Regions from separate parts of the Mus musculus genome. Here region 1 is linked to region 2. The links are chromatin loops, found by intact Hi-C in ENCODE. Cell type or tissue: heart. All regions are shown on one strand. Each heading gives the region's core, and the rest is flanking DNA. Links, peaks and the distances in the headings are about the cores only.

Region 1 (8,337 bases), core at 139-8,138, 63 kb before region 2:
GGACAGGTAAGACCCATAAGTTATTTCAGCCTTTCAGAATTTGTTAAGCTTTGTTTTATGTCCCAAGATATGATCTGTTTTTGAGAAGCCTCCATGAACTGCTCAGTAGAATGTATATTCTTTCATATTTTGGTGGAATATTGATGTTTCTCTAGTTCTTATCCAGATAACCTGTCTATTGGACACAGGTATTAAAATGACCTAATACTGGATTAGTGTTAATCTGTGTCTTTAATTCCACTAGTATGCTTTTTTAAGATACACATACACACACATATGAGTGTATAGTCTGCATATAAGTATACATACCATGCATGTCTGATGCCTGTGAAGGTCAGAAAAGAGCATTCCCTAGAACTGTAGGTGTGTCAACTTGAAACATAGTGGAGTTATCACAGAGAAAGGAGCCTCCCTTGAGGAAATGCCTCCATGAGATCCAGCTGTAAGGCATTTTCTCAATTAGTGATCAAGGAGGGAGGGCCCAACCCATTTCGGGTGGTGCCATCCCTGATCTGGTTGTCCTGGATGCTATAAGAAAGCAAGCTAAGCAAGCCAGGGGAAGCAATCCAGTAAGCAGCACCCCTCCGTGGCCTCTGCATCAGTTCCTGCCCTGTGTGAGTTCCTATCCTGACTTCCTTTGGTGATTAGCAGCAATGCGGAAGTTTAAGCTGAATAAACCCTTTCCTCCCCAACTTGCTTCTTGGTCATGGTGTTTTGTGCAGGAATACAAACCCTGACTAAGACAGAAGTCAAAGGACAGTCTTTGTTGTTCACTACTGCATATTCCAGGCTAACTGACCCATCAGCTTCCAGGGATTCTCCTGGCTTTAAATGCCACCTTGTCATAGGAGTTCCTAGACCTTGGACACTGAACCACAAGATTTGTTTTGCTCTGCTGAACGTTGGTTATGTGTTTTGATTTTATTGTAATTATGCCTTTGATTCTACCTGTTTCAAGTAAGAAAGCATTTAAACTTTAATTTTTTTTTTTTTTTTGGATTCCACAGTTAAAATTATAAATATGCCTTACCATCTCTGGCTCTGCTTGAATTCTGACAGTTCAAACTCAGGCTTACACAGTGGATGCTTTATGTGCTGAGCCATCTCCTAGACCCTTCCATGAACTTTTTTTCTTTCCTTATATATTCCTCTACTCTTCCCTGTTCCCTTCCCACCTTCCTTCTCCCCCACATCCATTCCTCTTCCAGAAAATAGCTGGCTTCCCAGGGACATCAACCAAACACAGCATGCAAAACAAGATACAGTAAGACTATGCACAAACTCTCATCATGTCAAGGCTGAATGAGGCAACCCAGTAGGAGGAAATGGGTCCCAAGATCTAGCAACAGTCAGGCACACCTGCTCCCACTCTTCAGGGTCTCACAAACCACCAAGCTAACAGCTATAACATATATGCAGAGGAGTTAGTGCAAACCCATGCAGGCTCTGTGATTGCTGCTTCAATCTCAGTGAGCCCCTATAAGCCCTACTTAGTTGATTCTATGGGCTGTGTTCTTTTGGTATCTCCAACCCCTCTGGCTCCTATAATTCTTCCCCTCTTCCTTGGGGTTCCCTTAACTCGAAAATGAAGTTCTCCAATTTGGGCTCTCTGCCTGATGTTTGGCTTCAAGATTCTGTATCTATTCCTATCAGCTGCCAACATACCTCGGGCTGGCTCTGTCAGAGTCCCTCAACCCGGGGGAGAAATCAGGGTCCCGGTACTCAGTTGGGCAAGGAGTTGGTGAGTGACAGACACAAACACCAGAGAATGTTAGATCTGAATGTAATTTCTCAAAGTGAGCATCAGACTTATAATACAAAAGAAAAACAAGGACGTTAGGTGATACATTAGCCAAGGTTACAGTATAAGTCAAGATGCATAATGACTCTTTACAGAGAAATGCATACATAAAAGCTAACAGGAATCAGGCATTGTTTACAACTGAGATAAGATCAACCTTATCTAAAGTCAGCTATTCTTAGGAGCCAGGTGAAAGGGCTATACACCCAGGTGCAGTTCTAATCTATTGTTTAACCCACCACCAGGGGTCCCTTAGTAAATACCTAATTATGCTGTTCCTCTGGGCCTAGTAAAAAACATGCACCAGGGGAGTTCTGTTCTACTAACCTTTTCTTGACTAATACAATACTCTAGTTCCTCCTTAAGCCACAACCCACCTTCTTTCTAGTATTATGTAATGTAGTCTGCCATACATGACTGTAATGAGAATTCTAAGTTTACTTTGTTGAACTAGCCCTGAGATTTCTAGCTCTTACCCATTAAACTGCAATGCCTGATTTCTTTCACTATCTCTCTGGAGGGATTTCACCTGAATAAGTAACATTCTTAAGAAATTCCAAGCCCAGGGTTGGCTCAATGATTGCCTAGGACATTGGGACACTGGTGAAGGCCAGGAAGCAATGTTCAATCTAACCTAGTTATTTGTCAGATCATTCCATGGGGGCACCTATAATAAAACAATACTGAAAGAAAGCATGCAAGACCCTCCACATTATCGCAAGGACAAATCTGGACCAATTCTGTGCTACGGGATACCAGAGACTCTCCACAAGACCAGTTTCCTTGAAACTTTGTGCCTCAGGACTGCATCCAAGCTTTTGGACTTGTCACGCAGACTCTCCTGGAGTAAGTGTGGCACCAGAGGAAGTCTCTTTGATTATAATTAACCAGGCACCAACCATGATCTATACTTAACCAATCTGTTAATGTTATTTTTAACTAGTGGAGTATGTTAATTAGCTTTGCATTCATATTACAATATACCTGAGAAAAGCAACTGAAGGTTTTTGTGATAGTTAAGTCTCCTAGTTAGCTTGACATAATTTGAAATCATCTAGGACACATACCACAGAGGAGTGTCTCTGCGAGTGTTTGCAGAAAGGTAACAAAGGAATACCCACTCTAAATCTGTGTGGTACTAGTCTCAGTTTCTTTTCAGGTTGTTATCATGAAGTACCCTGATGACATAATATAAGAACAGAAGGGTTTAACTCACAATTCAAGATACAATTCTTCCTGATGGAGAAGTCAAGGGAGCAGGAACATGAAGCAGCAGGTCATATTACATCTGAAGTCAGAAGAAAAATGTAGTGAATACATGCTAGATCCTGCTCATTTTCTCCATTTCGTACAGTCTAGCATCCACTAACCAGGGGATGGTCTCACCAACAATTAAAATGAATCATCTCACATCAGTTAACACCATCAAGATAAATCCCTACAGGTGTGCCAAGATGACTATCCACCAGGTTATTCAACACTAACCATTACATATAAACATAATCTGGGATCCCAGGCTGAATAAAAAAGGAAAAAGGAAGAATTCAAGTGGAAACCAGCATTCCCTGCTCTGCTTTCTGATCTTCACTGATTTGGATGCTGCATAATCCTATTCCCATGAATTCTGCCATGACCTTCCCCAGGTGATAGGCTCTACCCTTTCAAGATATAATCCAAAGTAAATCTTACTTTTCATGAATTGCTATTTGTCACAGTAATGAGAAAAGTAATTTATACAAAGTTGAAAGGTTTATTTTATATCATGTTTCAGATAATTCGTTCTGTTGTCTCTTGGCTCCATTGCTTTGGATCTGTGGTGAGGCAGAACATTATGGCCTTGTGAACTAGTATTGGATGAGGACACTCACCCTCATAATCTGTTGTAAAAATATGCAAGTTTAATGCAGCTGGTATTAACACTTGTCTGCGCTGGTAGTAGTATTTTGTGGGGAAAATGGTGAAGACTTGTACATTAGTAGAAATTGTAAGTTCCAGCAGGATAGTTGGTATGTGTTGTTGTTGTTGTGTTGCTTCAAAGATAATGTGGGGATTTTATGTTAGCGAGTACAGTTATGAACGTAAAAAAGGAGCGTGGTGACTGGGATATAATTTGAACATTTAGAGAACACTCAAGATTTTCAGTGTTGTGTATCTCATCTTTTCTTCTGGAAATATCTTGGCTATTGTAGGGCTCTGTGAGCTTTCAAGATGTGGCTGTAACCTTCACTGTGGAGGAATGGGCTTTACTAGATCCTTCCCAAAAGAAGCTGCACAAAGATGTAATGGAGGAGACCTTCAGGAACCTGGCTGCTATAGGTATGACTGAGATCATGCCTTTTCTTGGTCAATCAGATTGTAAGTCTGTCTTGCTCAAAAATGTTGCTTCATGATTTGTAATATGGGAAGGTAAAGTTGGTGGCTTTATCAGGCATGGTCATGTTATGCCATGAGTCTATGTAGAATCTGTTTGTTTGTTTTTTTTTTCCTAGTATGACTAAATCAGATTTCTCTGGGTCTATATTCTAGGAAAAACACAAGAAGGCCAGAACATAGATGAGGACCATAGATATTCTAGAAGAAATCAAAGGTAACTTTACCAACTCAGGATAATGTAGCTCAACAATATGGAAATGGCCAATAGGGTTTTTTGTTTGTTTTGATTTGGTTTGGTTTTAGCCAGTAGTTTTTAAAATCAAGACAACATCCCAATAAGCTCAACTTCAAGGTGATGTAATTTAAAGCATTTCTCCCAAAAAGTGCATATAAAATTGAAAATATTTATGGTTTTATGTACACAACTTGTATCCAAGCACAACGTTAATAAAAAATAATGTGTGTACCTTCCTTCAAGCTTTGAGTATGGAATACAGAGAAAATATAAAGCAATTTTTTTAAGATTTATTTATTATTATACATAAGTACACTGTAGCTGTATTCAGATGCACCAGAAGAGGACATCAGATCTTATTACGGGTGGTTGCAAGCCACCATGTGGTTGCTGGGATTTGAACTCAGGACCTTTAAGGAAGAGCAGTCAGTACTCTTACCTGAAGAACCATCTCACCAGCCCAATATAAAGCAATTTTATGTTTACCCTGAGAACAGTCTTCAAGATATTTTATGTATACAAAACAAGTTTTTATTAAAATAGTTTTTGCTTCAGTATTTTGCATGAGGAATACTCAAGTACTTGGATATAGCGGCAAATATGAACCCAGCTATTAGGAGTTGAATTTGAAGGTAGCCCATGCATCATAGCAAGCAATTGACCTCAAAAACAGATAAGACTTAGATATTCATTGTTCCCAAAATAGTTAACCTGTTAGAGGTATTAAGAAGTCTCATATGATTAGGCTAGCAAAATGATTCATCAGGTAAAGGCATTCACTGCCAAGTTTGACCTGAGTTCAATCCTTGGGACCCATATAGTAGAAGAGAACCAACTCTTAAAAGCTGTCCTCCTGCTGGGCAGTGGTGGCACATGCTTTTAATCCCAGCACTTGGGAGGAGAGGCAGGTGCATATCTGAGTTCGAGGCCAGCCTGGTCTACAGAGTGAGTTTCAGGACACAGAAAACCCCTGTCTTGAAAAACAAACAAACAAAAAAACACAACTGTCCTCCTACTTCCATATGCCCACCATAGCATGTACACAAACAAATAGTAAATAAACAAATGCTAACACAAAAAGAAATCCTATATGAATATAGTGCCTTAATATTACCTGTCTTCATATCCTGTAGAACCTTCAATCATATTAAAAAATTCTCAGAAATTCTGTTTGTAAGGAATTTATAACTTTATTGTTATAAAGTTGTGCTTTCCCTTTTTTTAAAATTTTAAACAGAAATGAAGTTGTGGAAAGACTGTTGGAGCATAGCAAAGGTACTGAAAGTAAAGAAATCTTCAGACAGATTCCAAACACCATTGTGAACAGGAAAAGTTCTCATAGAACAATGCTTAGTGAAAACCATGTGTACAAGGACAACGTGCTCATTAGTCAGTCATCTCTTACTGTATCTGTGCCTCTTCAGACTCCACACAAACCTCATGAATATGAGCTACATGGAGAGAACCTCTATAAATTTGGAGAATGTGAGAAAGCCTTCATTTATCCAGAATGCTTTCTGAAGCATAAAGACAGTGGCACTAGACAGAGATCCTATGAGTTGAACCAATGTGAGGAAATCTTCAAAAGTAATGATTACATTCAAATACGTGTGAATGATGAAACTAGAGAAGAAATATGTATAGATAAGCAGCATTATGCCTTTAATTACCCTGATTTTCTTCAGTATGTTGAAAAGGTCCACACTGGAAAGAAACCCTATGCGTGTAAACAATGTGGAAAAACCTTTTCTTTTTTGAGTAACATTAAAAGACATGAACGGATTCACTCTGGAGAGAAACCATACAGGTGTAATATATGTGATAAAGCCTTCACTTGTTCAACTAACTTTCAAGAACATGAAAGAACTCATACTGGAGAGAAACCCTATTTATGTACACAATGTGGTAAATCCTTTTCTTTTCTGAGTAACATTCGAAGACATGAACGTACTCATACTGGAGAGAAACCGTACAGATGTAATGCCTGTGGTAAGGCTTTCAGTTATTTGACAAACTTTCAAGACCATGAAAGAACTCATACTGGAGAAAAACCTTACGTGTGTACACAGTGTGGGAAAGCTTTCACTTACTACTATTCATTTCAGACACATAAACGATGTCACACTGGTGAAAAACCCTATGTATGTAAGCAATGTGGGAAAGCCTTCAGTTACTATAATTCCATTCAAACACATAAACGTTGTCACACCGGAGAAAAGCCCTATGTATGTAAGCTATGTGCTAAAGCCTTTACTACTCTCAGTTCTCTTCGATATCATGAGAGGATTCACAGTGGTGAGAAGCCCCATGTATGTTTGCAATGCGGGAAAGGTTTCAATTCTTCCAGTACCCTTCGAATACATGAAAGGACTCACACTGGAGAGAAACCCTATAAATGTAAGAAGTGTGGAAAAGTCTTTAGTGTTGACAGTTCCCTCCGATGCCATGAAAGGATTCACAGTGGGGAGAAGCCCTATGTATGTAAGCAATGTGGAAAAGCCTTCACTCGTCATACCTCCCTTCGATGCCATGAAAGGATTCACTGTGGGGAGAAACCCTATATATGTAAGCAATGTGGGAAAGGTTTTATTTCTTCCAGTAACTTTCGAAAACATGAATGGACTCATTCTGGAGAGAAACTCTGTGTATGTAAACTATGTGGTAAAGCCTTCACTGGACATAGTTCACTTCAACGCCATGAAAGAATTCACAGTGGAGAAAAACCCTATGTATGTAAGCATTGTGGGAAAGATTTCTCTTCTTTGAGTGGTTGTCAAAGACATGAACAAATTCACACTGGTGAAAAACCCTATGTATGTAAGAATTGTGGGAAAGCCTTTACTAATCCCAGTGCCCTTCGAAATCATGAAAGGATTCACAGTGGTGAAAAACCCTATGTATGTGGACAGTGTGGGAAGGGTTTCATTTCTTTTAGTAAGTTTAGAATACATGAACGGATTCACACTGGAGAAAAACCATATAAGTGTAAGCAATGTGGGAAAGCCTTCACTGGTCACAGTTCCCTTCGACGTCATGAAAGGATTCACAGTGGAGAGAAACCTTTCGTATGTAAACACTGTGGGAAATCCTTTTATACTTTAAGTGATTGTCAAAGACATGAACAGATCCACACTGGTGAGAAACCTTTCATTTGCAAGCAATGTGGGAAAGCTTTTACCCGGTCCAGTTCCCTTAAAATACATGATAAGACTCACAGTAGAAGTCCCTAAGTATAGAACATGGAAAGGCATTCTTAGCATGACAATGCATCGGGCAGAGACCCGGGGCCATGTTGTCTGTAGGAATGCCTCTAGTCATCTTGATGGCATTCACCTATGTGGTAGTTCATAGCATAGTGAGAAGCTCCAACATGATGTCAATAGAGACACATACCTTAAATGGATGTATAGAGAAGTCTTCAGTTGGCTAACCTCTGAGAAAGTACCCAATATCAAGTTGTATAACAAAATTATCAAAACAGTTTACAAAGATTTATGAAAATTCCTTAAGTAATGAAATTCATTAATTCGTTTTAAGATCCCTGTAACTAAACACTAACTGGTCAATAATTCAGAAGATAAATCACTAGAATGTTTACTTATAATTTTGACTCTTGTAAGTAAATTTTCAGATGACCTAATCTCTAAGTGTCTTTAAGCAGTAAGGCATGAATTTAATGGGTTGTGTCTTTACAAGTCATGTACATTTCTTCTTTCTGTATTGGATTCAAATGAGATGTATTCCTAATATGTTTTAGAGTAATGTTAATGAGCTGTTGAAAAATGAAATTTTATTTTTAGGCTTTCTCTATTGACATCATGTGGGAACTTCTTATCTTTGATATTTTTGTATTTCTCTTGTTTGTTTTTTGTTGTTGTTGTTGGATTTTCATTTGAGTCAGGGTTTCTCTGTGTAGCCCTGGCTACCC
Region 2 (8,337 bases), core at 313-8,312:
AAGGCTTATTATAAATAATAAAAGTTGTGTGTCTTTTATCCAGGAACTGAATGATCATAGGCAGGGTAGAATCCCCGATTGAGATGAAATATTCTCTACAACATGTGCCCACAATATATGTCCCTGAGCAATTAAAACAGTCTGCAATGCTGAAGATGGAAATGTGGGAAAGGAAAGGGGTAGCAGTGATATTTGGCTCACAAAGCAGTTGACAAAGGATAACAAAGGAGAGGCCATAATGTGATGGGTGAAGCCACAAGTGGTGACTATGAGCTTGATCTGGGAGGGATGCAGAGCCAGCATTCTCCAAAGTGCCAGGCAGTAATATTTAGTAGCTGATATGTGAAGGTTAAGGTCTAAAACAAGAGATGGAGTAAATATGAGGACAGGAAGGTGTGACCACTTAGGGAGGTAAGAGACTTTGATGAGTATTGGATCACACCTTCTATTTTTTCTATACCAAGATGCTGGGAGAGTAGGGAACATCATCTTTGTATTTTGATTGTGCCTGCTGTGCACCAGATGAGCAGGTCATAATACAGTTTGCCAGTGACACCCTCCTCCCATCTGGTGTCCCATGGGTCTTAAATGTAGAAGTATAAAAATCTGTCCTGTATGTAAACATGAGGAAGGGGGATTAAGATGGTACAGATCTGTCTTATGATATTTGCAGGACCAATGTGCACAACCTCCATAAATTGCCAGCCAAGACAAAGACCAAAGCCTAGCCAAGTAGATGCATGCTGTCCTGGAACCCCTAGGGTAGGACAGTCCAAGTGAGTCGGGTAGAAAGGTGAATGACCAGGTCAGTCCAAGTAAAGGCGAAGATATTTTGTGACTGGGGATCAAGAGGAGTAGAAAAGAAGGCATCCTTAAGTCTAGGACAGAGAATGAGAGGTGCCTGAGAGATGGTGGAGAGGAGAGGATAGGTTGGGTACTGCAAGATAAAGAGAAACTACCACAGAGTTAATGAGTCAGAGATCCTGATCCAAGTGATAGGTTCCTTTGAGTTTTTTAACCATGAGTATGGGAGTATTAAAGGGGGAAGATGTGAGACACAAAAAGGTTTCTTTCTTAGGAAAATAAGAGGTTTAAGTCCCCTGAGACAAGCAATGGGCCTGGGTGATGTAATTGGAAAAGTTTTATAATTGGATGGTGAGAGAAGACTGATGTCTGGCTATAGAGAGGTTATGGATATCCCATACTTGGTGATCCACCTGGGAGGCCAGCAGGGGAAAAGGTATGTCAGATCACATGATTTAGAGGAGAAAGAAGAGAGTAACAACTGGCAAGTCTGAGGCCAAGCAGATGGGAAAGCAAAAGAGATAGAAGCCCCCACTTGACTTAGGAGGTCCCTTCTCAGCAAGGGATAGGACAGGTGAGTACCAGTAGGAAGGAGAGGGTAGGGGACTACCACTAAAGATACAACTGAGTGGTAGGCTTGGTAAAGATGTTACTCTACCCCAACAATAGGGGAACAGGAAGAAGTGGATCCCCAAAATTCTACCAGGACCAAGTAAGTGTCCAGAAGGAAGGAGATGGGTCAGTCTGATACTATAATAACTACCCAAGGCTCCCTGTCAGAGATTCCAGTGGGCCAGGCTCCCTTATTCATCCATAGCCAGACCGAGAAAGTCAGCTGAAGAGTGATTTAGGTATGATATCCCCACACTGAGAGAGACACAGGGACAGTCGATAGCCCAACGTCTCTTTTGATGGCAACTTGGACATGGTCAGGATGGTTTGCAAGGGTTCAGGCAGGCCTGGAGCCCAGTGACCTTTTTAACCACATTTGAAACAAGGGAGTCCCAGCAATGCTGTGGCCAATTGGAAAGCCTTAGCCCTCCAGCTTTTTGTTTTTTGTTTTCAGGCTCTTTCATCTCTCTCAGGGCTAAGACTTCTGCCTGTAGGGTCAGGAGTGCCATTTCTAGATGTTTAAGTTTGTTTAAGTTTAAGTTAGATCTGACCTTTTCCCCTGCTGGCCTCCCAGGTGGATCCCCAAGTATGGGATATCTTAGCCCTAAATCAGAGAAACTCTGGGAGAAGTAGGTCTTAAGTTGTTTTACATCTGGGGTCTCAGGATCTAGATTGGTATACTGTAAAAATCCCTTTGCAAGACAGGAATTGAGACACGTTTCCATGTTTGCCCCGGTTGACTTCTTTCGATAAACCAGACTCGGATGTGAGCCACAGTCCGATAGGAACAGGGAGAAGGATCAGTAGGCAGAGATTTAGTGAGTGACAGACACCACACAAGGCTGGAGCTGGATGTGTCTTTACTGAATCAAAGCAGCAGATTATATCGACCAAAAATTAGCAATGATTACCGAATATTAGATCAGGTGGTTACATAAAGGTCAGACAGAATTCTAAGAAAAAGCTTTAATAATTCATGTGAACCTCAAGCACTTAAAGACAGACACTGCGATAGTCATCCCTGGCCTGCGGCTTTTACTTTCTGTTTCCTGGTTTCAGCTGGCACAGCGTCTTTTCAGTCTATGCCTCTGCTCAAAGGCCTGACCATCTTTTTTATACCAACCCAAAATCCATTCTTTTGCACTCTCTTCTGAATGCCATCCTTCATCCCTAGATTGGAGTATCTCTAACCAGTAACTATGCCTCTTAAACAATTGTTCCTGCTGTTCTTCACTTAACAAGCACCAAGGAGGGCGAGACCTTCCTAACCTCTCCAAGAAAGGCAGACTAAACCAAGAGACAAGTTTACTTCTCTCTTGTCTCCATTCCTGTAAGCTCCAGTATACGGAAGAGGGTCATCAGTGGGTTGTGGAATTTTATAATCTTTCCCCTGGGATTTCAGAGGCACCCACAACCTGTTTCCTATAACATAAACTAGACCCTGTGAAGTCATAATAGTGACTGTCTCCTTCCTGGGAACACTACTTTCATTTGCCCTTTCTTGGAAAAGAGTCTTTTCAGGAGTTTTAGCAATGGTTTGTTAAGTAGTCATGCACAAAGAAGAAACAAGATGAGGAAGAAATTAGCTATCCTGAGGGCAAACTTGTCCCCAAGGAACTCAATGCCCATAATTAGCAGGAAGTAGCCTAGTGATGTTGCCCCCTTTCCCTGATATCCTTTTCTCTCTCTACCTAGTGTTAGGGGGTTGATAGGGTGAAAAAAGTGTATATAAAGGAGTGGAAGAAAGAAGAACCTACAAATTAGCAAAGACAGCCTCAGTAGAGATTTTTCTAAAAGGTATCCCAAGGGGAAATGAGAGGGTATGAATGACACCATTCCCATAGATGAGCGAGAGATCACAGTTACATCTGTCAAGGGCACCCCCAAGACTCAGAGAGGACCAAGAGAAGACCAACCGATAAGTAGGTCATTATCACACTTGATCGCCTGAGGAGACTCAGTACCTGAAACTAAAGCCAGGGGTGAAGCTCAGGAAGGAGGTCTCATCTGCAGGACAGGGTTGGGGGAAAGGGCCAAGCATAGCTTTAAAGACTGTGCCTGGTGGTATCTCTGCAGTCTCTACTCCTCAGGGAGACTGCTGCCCTTCAGATGTTCTTAGAACAAGCCCCAGACCTTAGGAGCATGGAGACCACTGACTCCATGATGGAGTTGACATTTGGTCTGTAAAACTCAGCACATAGACAGCACCACCTGCCAATCAAAGCCTATAGTTCTGGGAAAGTCTCTAAATGTACAAACCTTGGTTTTTTGGCTTCTATAGTTTTGCTTCTGGCTCACTGATCTTGCTAACTGAAGCATGTTGACCTGGAATATGGTTTTTGTGTTTAAGAGCTCACCCTGAGAAAGGCCCTCAGTACTACAATAGGATCCTTAACATCCAGTGTAGTTGCCAACCAGTTAATAAAGACATTCTATTGGCTTAAACCATGTCCAAGCAATCTTCTCTGGCTAATATCCCACAACATTCTGATTAAAGAGCAATTCTGCTTCTGTAGTTGCCTATCTACTTTCTAATTATTTCCAAGTCACCTCTACCAGTCCCAATTGAACAGGGAACCTTATCAGTAATGCTACACAAAAGGAACACAGGATATCTGAAATACATCACAGACCAAGCACATAGTGGCCTTAGAAATGATATCCACAGCCCTGGGTTGTGGGGGTGGGGTGGGGTTACAGAAGGGGTTGGGGGTGAGGGACTTACTCGCTTCTCTGGACACAACCCGGACCTTGTCAAGTCTGACCCTGGCCTTGTCCTTTCATCTGGCCTTAGATTAAGAAAGCTTTACATTGGCTAGCCCCACAACAACTTTTATAGTAGCCGGCCTTGAACTCCAAATCCTCTTCCCTCCATCTCCCCAGTGCTGGGATGGCAGGTTGTGTGTGTCATCACACCCAATTTTCCGCGAATAAATCTGGCTTTTCTTGTGTCCTTTTTGGAAACAAGGTCTCCTGCAGCCCAGGTTAACCTCTCACTAAACAGTCTAGGATTAGCCCGCAACTCTAACTCACTCGTTCACCTTCAGCCAGGCGCACAAGCCCAGTCAGACCTGAGCCTGCTGTGGGGTGCCTCTGCGAACCCCAGACCTGAACATCAGTTTCCGGACTATGTTGAAGGCGATAGGTCGCTGGTCCTGTCTATCAGGGACTCTAAAGCCAATCGGAATCGCTCATAGCAGAGCCGTCCAATCAGCAGCGGGAAGCCTCTCGGAGGCCGGGCGCCGCCATTTTCGGCGCTGTCCTTGGCGGCTTAGCAATGCGCAAGGTACGCGGCAGTGACACCCGCCACAGCGCAGCTCAGGCAAGACGAGAGTGCACCATGGTGAGTGCATCTCAGAGACGCGGGTGGGAGCGGAGGGCAGAGGAGTGGCGGGCTCTGCGCAGTCGGAAGCTCGGGACTTGCCGAGAGTTTGCAAACCGACTCTGGTGCCCTTTTCCAGAGCCCGCAGCCGAACCGCAATGTAAAAGGGGATCATGTATGCTTGTGTTCAGGGGTAAAATGGAAAGGACTATGTAGGGTCCCCACGGAGTTAATTTGCTCTTTGGGCTGGTTTTGTGGGGTGTTTTTTTTTTTTGTTTGTTTGTTTTGTTTTTTCGAGACAGGGTTTCTCTGTGTAGCCCTGGCTGTCCTGGAACTCACTTTGTAGACCAGGCTGGCCTCGAACTCAGAAATCCGCCTGCCTCTGCCTCCCAAGTGCTGGGATTAAAGGCGTGCGCCACCACGCCCGGCTTGTGTTCTTTTTGATGTTTTAAATTTACACTTATTTATCGAGGTGCCCATGGGGCAGTAATCTGAGTCTGGTCTCTCCTTCCACCTTGTGGAACCTGGAGAACGCCAGTCTAAGGCTTGGCAGCAAGCGCCTTTTCAGCTGAACCATCCCACTAGCCCCTTCTTTCTTTTTCCTTTACTACTTTTTATAAAATTGCATTTCCTATGTGAATATTCCCAACCCTGTATAGCCACCAGCAGCCGCGGAGAACTGGGTTCCTGAAAAGAAAGCTGGGGCTGGATGCGAAGGACAGACGAGAGAGGAATGAAACAAAGACAGAGTTTCTGAGCAAGGCCCAGTGTTTAATTCTTGAGTCTGGTTTTTAAAGGGAGGAAACCCATCCCCCACTTTGCCAGGATCTCATCAGGAAAACAGGCTCAGCTGGTAGTGGCTTCTTGCAGGAAGCTGCAGCTGCAGCTTCACCTAGGTCAGAAGACCCTACCCCAGTTGGGCTAGCCAGCAGTGGCAAACAAGGTCTGCTTTAGCCTGCTCAAGGCTGGGGGAAGGGCACAAACCTGGTGGGACCATGTGTTTCTAGGATTCGAGAAAAGCAACATATATATGAGCTTTTGTCCCCCAACAACAACAAAAAAAAATCACATCTTCTTGGAAAAATTTACCTTCAGTTACTGTAGGTTTCTCCTTTTCCTGGTACACCACAAACAGAAGAGGTGGGGGTAAGAGGCCCACTGTAACCCCCAACTGACCAGTACTACTTCATAACTTGTGTCTGGACCCTGTAACAGCTGTCTTGCTTGTGGACAGAAACAAGGACCCAGTCCCACAACAGAAGTGACACTTTGAGAGCAATCGAAGAATAAATAATACAGAGCATATTAGCAGAAAAAACACAGCTCAACAAGGAAGACAGGCATAGTTTATTGAGTGGCCATGACTGGAACCCCCAAACAACCCTCTATGTCTCGCTGTGGACACATGAGTGGTGGTGGAGGCCTTTAATCCCAGCACTAAAGAGGCAGAAGCAGACAGATACTGATTGTGAGGCCAGCCTAGTCTACAGAGTGAGTTCCAGAACAGCTAGGGTTACACAGAGAAACCCCACCTTGAAAATACTTTAAAAAAAAAAAAAAAAGGAACAAGAGTCAGGAAGTGTTTATCAAAGGTGTCAGTGGGCCTCAGGTTTAAAGCAAGTGTGAACTCAGTCCTGGAGTTTTCTGATGCTGTATGTAACATTCTCAGATATTCTGGGTTTGATGTAAGCTAGTGGTTGACTAAGAATTGTAGGATTTTTTAATAATTTCAAGGGGCCAAAAAACAGCCCTCAATAATTTAAACTCTCCATAATCTTTTGAGTGGACCCATGTGGGGACATGGGAACTGAACCGAGGACCTCTAGAAAAGTAACGTGCGCTCTTAACCACTGAGTCATCTCTCCAGCCCCTTAAGATGGTCTCACTATGTGGCCCTAGAACTGAAAAAGTATAACTCAAAAGCAAAATTCTAGACCTTTAGGCCCAGGCTTGAGAATGCGACCTCTGTGACTCAATGCTCCAAGGTATGCTAATCATAAAACAGATAACGACATTCCTCCATCCACCCGCTTCCTGGGTTCAAGGAGTGTTCATTCAAAGAAAGTCATCCTGACCCACCCTGACCTGCTGGAACCGGCTATGCAAATGTGCTATTGTTAGGGGCTCTTAGAAACTGTCTTGAGAAATAACTCGCACAATTACCAGGTATTCCTCGTGACTTGTAACTTTGTACTCCCTTGTGACTCTTAACTAGTATTTTTGGTATTTTCCAACAACGCCCTCCGCATCTCCTTGAGTTGTGGTTTCTTCCTTTAAATACCCCCTTACCCAGCTACTTGGGGGGCGCCACGGTCCTCTACCCATGTATGGTGTATGACCGTGGGCCCGAGAGCACTCTTGAATTAAAAGTCCTCTTGCAGTTTGCAGCAAGACTGTTTCTCCTGAGTCAGAACGTGGGGGAGTCCTCACATTGTGGGTCTTTCAGAACTCGTAGAGCAGACTAGCCTGGGACTTCAGAGATTCTCCTTCCTCTGACTCCCAGGTGCCAGTGTTAAAGGTGTAGTCAATGATCTTCAAGGTAAGCAGTCATTTTGGCCTCAAAAATCCTTAACATAGATTCCTGTCCTCTCTCCCTCCCTCCCTCCCTCCCTCTCCCCCTCTCTTCCTCTCTCCCTCTCTCTCTCCCTCCCTCCCTCCCTCCCTCTCTCTCTCCCTCCCTCCCTCCCTCCCTCCCTCCTTCCCTCCTTCCCTCCCTCGCCCCCTCTCCCCCTCTCCCCCTCTCCCCCTCTCCCCCTCTCCCCCTCTCCTCTTCCCTCTCCCTCCTTCCCTCCCGCTCCTCTTCCTCTTGGGAACTTTAGTTCTCTGGAATTACCAGAAAGCTGGTACCTGAACCCTAGAAAATTCCAGGCCTCCTTAGATCCCCAGGTGCCCAGCACTGGGCTTCTACTCAAGCACTTGGCAACAGGCAGTATCTGGGGCTCACACTTTCTCTGCTAGACTGAAAGCTGGTGAGCCCTAATCACCTCATTCTCTGATCTTAGGGTACCTATAAAATAGGGGCTATATGTGACCTCAGCCTGGGGCTGGGTTAAAGTTCTCAGAACCTTCAATTTAAAAAAATGTTCTTTTTTAAATATTTTTTTTATTAAATTATTGTATTTATTTACATTCCAAATGTACCAGATTGCGGTCCCACCAGCAATGGAGGAGTATACCTCTTTCTCCATGTACTCTCCAGCATGTATTGTCATCTGAGTTTTGATCTTAGCCATACTGATCAGTGTAAGGTGGAATCTCAGGATCGCTTTGATTTGCATTTCCCTGATCACTAAGAATGTTGAACATTTCTTTAAGTGCTTCTCGGCCATTTGAGAATCCTCTGTTGAGAATTCTGTTTAGCTTTATACCCCAATTTTTAACTGGGTTATTTGTTTTTTTGTAGTCTAACTTCTTGAGTTCTTTATATATTTTAGATATTAGCCCTCTATCAGATGAAGGGTTACTGAAGATTTTTTTTCCCAATCTGTAGGTTGCTGATTTGTCCTATTGACAGTGTCCTTTGCCTTACAGAAGCTGTTTAGATTCATTATGTTTTGTTTTTTTGTTTTTGTTGTTGTCGATGTTTTTCGAGACAGGGT

What was found. A loop is a pair of places that touch in the nucleus more often than their neighbours do. Peaks named below come from ENCODE experiments on the same cell type or tissue, not always from the same donor. Only the 100,000 strongest peaks of a DNase experiment are listed, where the experiment ranks them.
Region 1: a loop joins it to region 2, with 2.0 times the contacts of the local background. A loop is called at or near these places in 4 of 42 quality-filtered maps.

The regions. Positions count from the first base shown.
Region 1 is chr8:71,883,274-71,891,610 of GRCm38, forward strand. It overlaps Zfp709 (zinc finger protein 709), which reads left to right. Exons shown (of 4, transcript NM_145624.4): 2 at 3,991-4,117; 3 at 4,328-4,388; 4 at 5,647-8,337. The coding sequence ends at 7,639. Among named protein-coding and RNA genes, the nearest start is that of Zfp709, 5.4 kb to the left of the region's middle. In heart, for the core only: no CTCF peak of the experiment used is centred there; no DNase peak of the experiment used is centred there.
Region 2 is chr8:71,946,402-71,954,738 of GRCm38, forward strand. Zfp961 (zinc finger protein 961) reads left to right here and starts at 4,665. Exons shown (of 4, transcript NM_001164581.1): 1 at 4,665-4,759. The coding sequence starts at 4,694. In heart, for the core only: no CTCF peak of the experiment used is centred there; a DNase peak (open chromatin) is centred at 4,570; H3K4me3 peaks cover 2,449 bases; H3K27ac peaks cover 1,903 bases; H3K27me3 peaks cover 29 bases.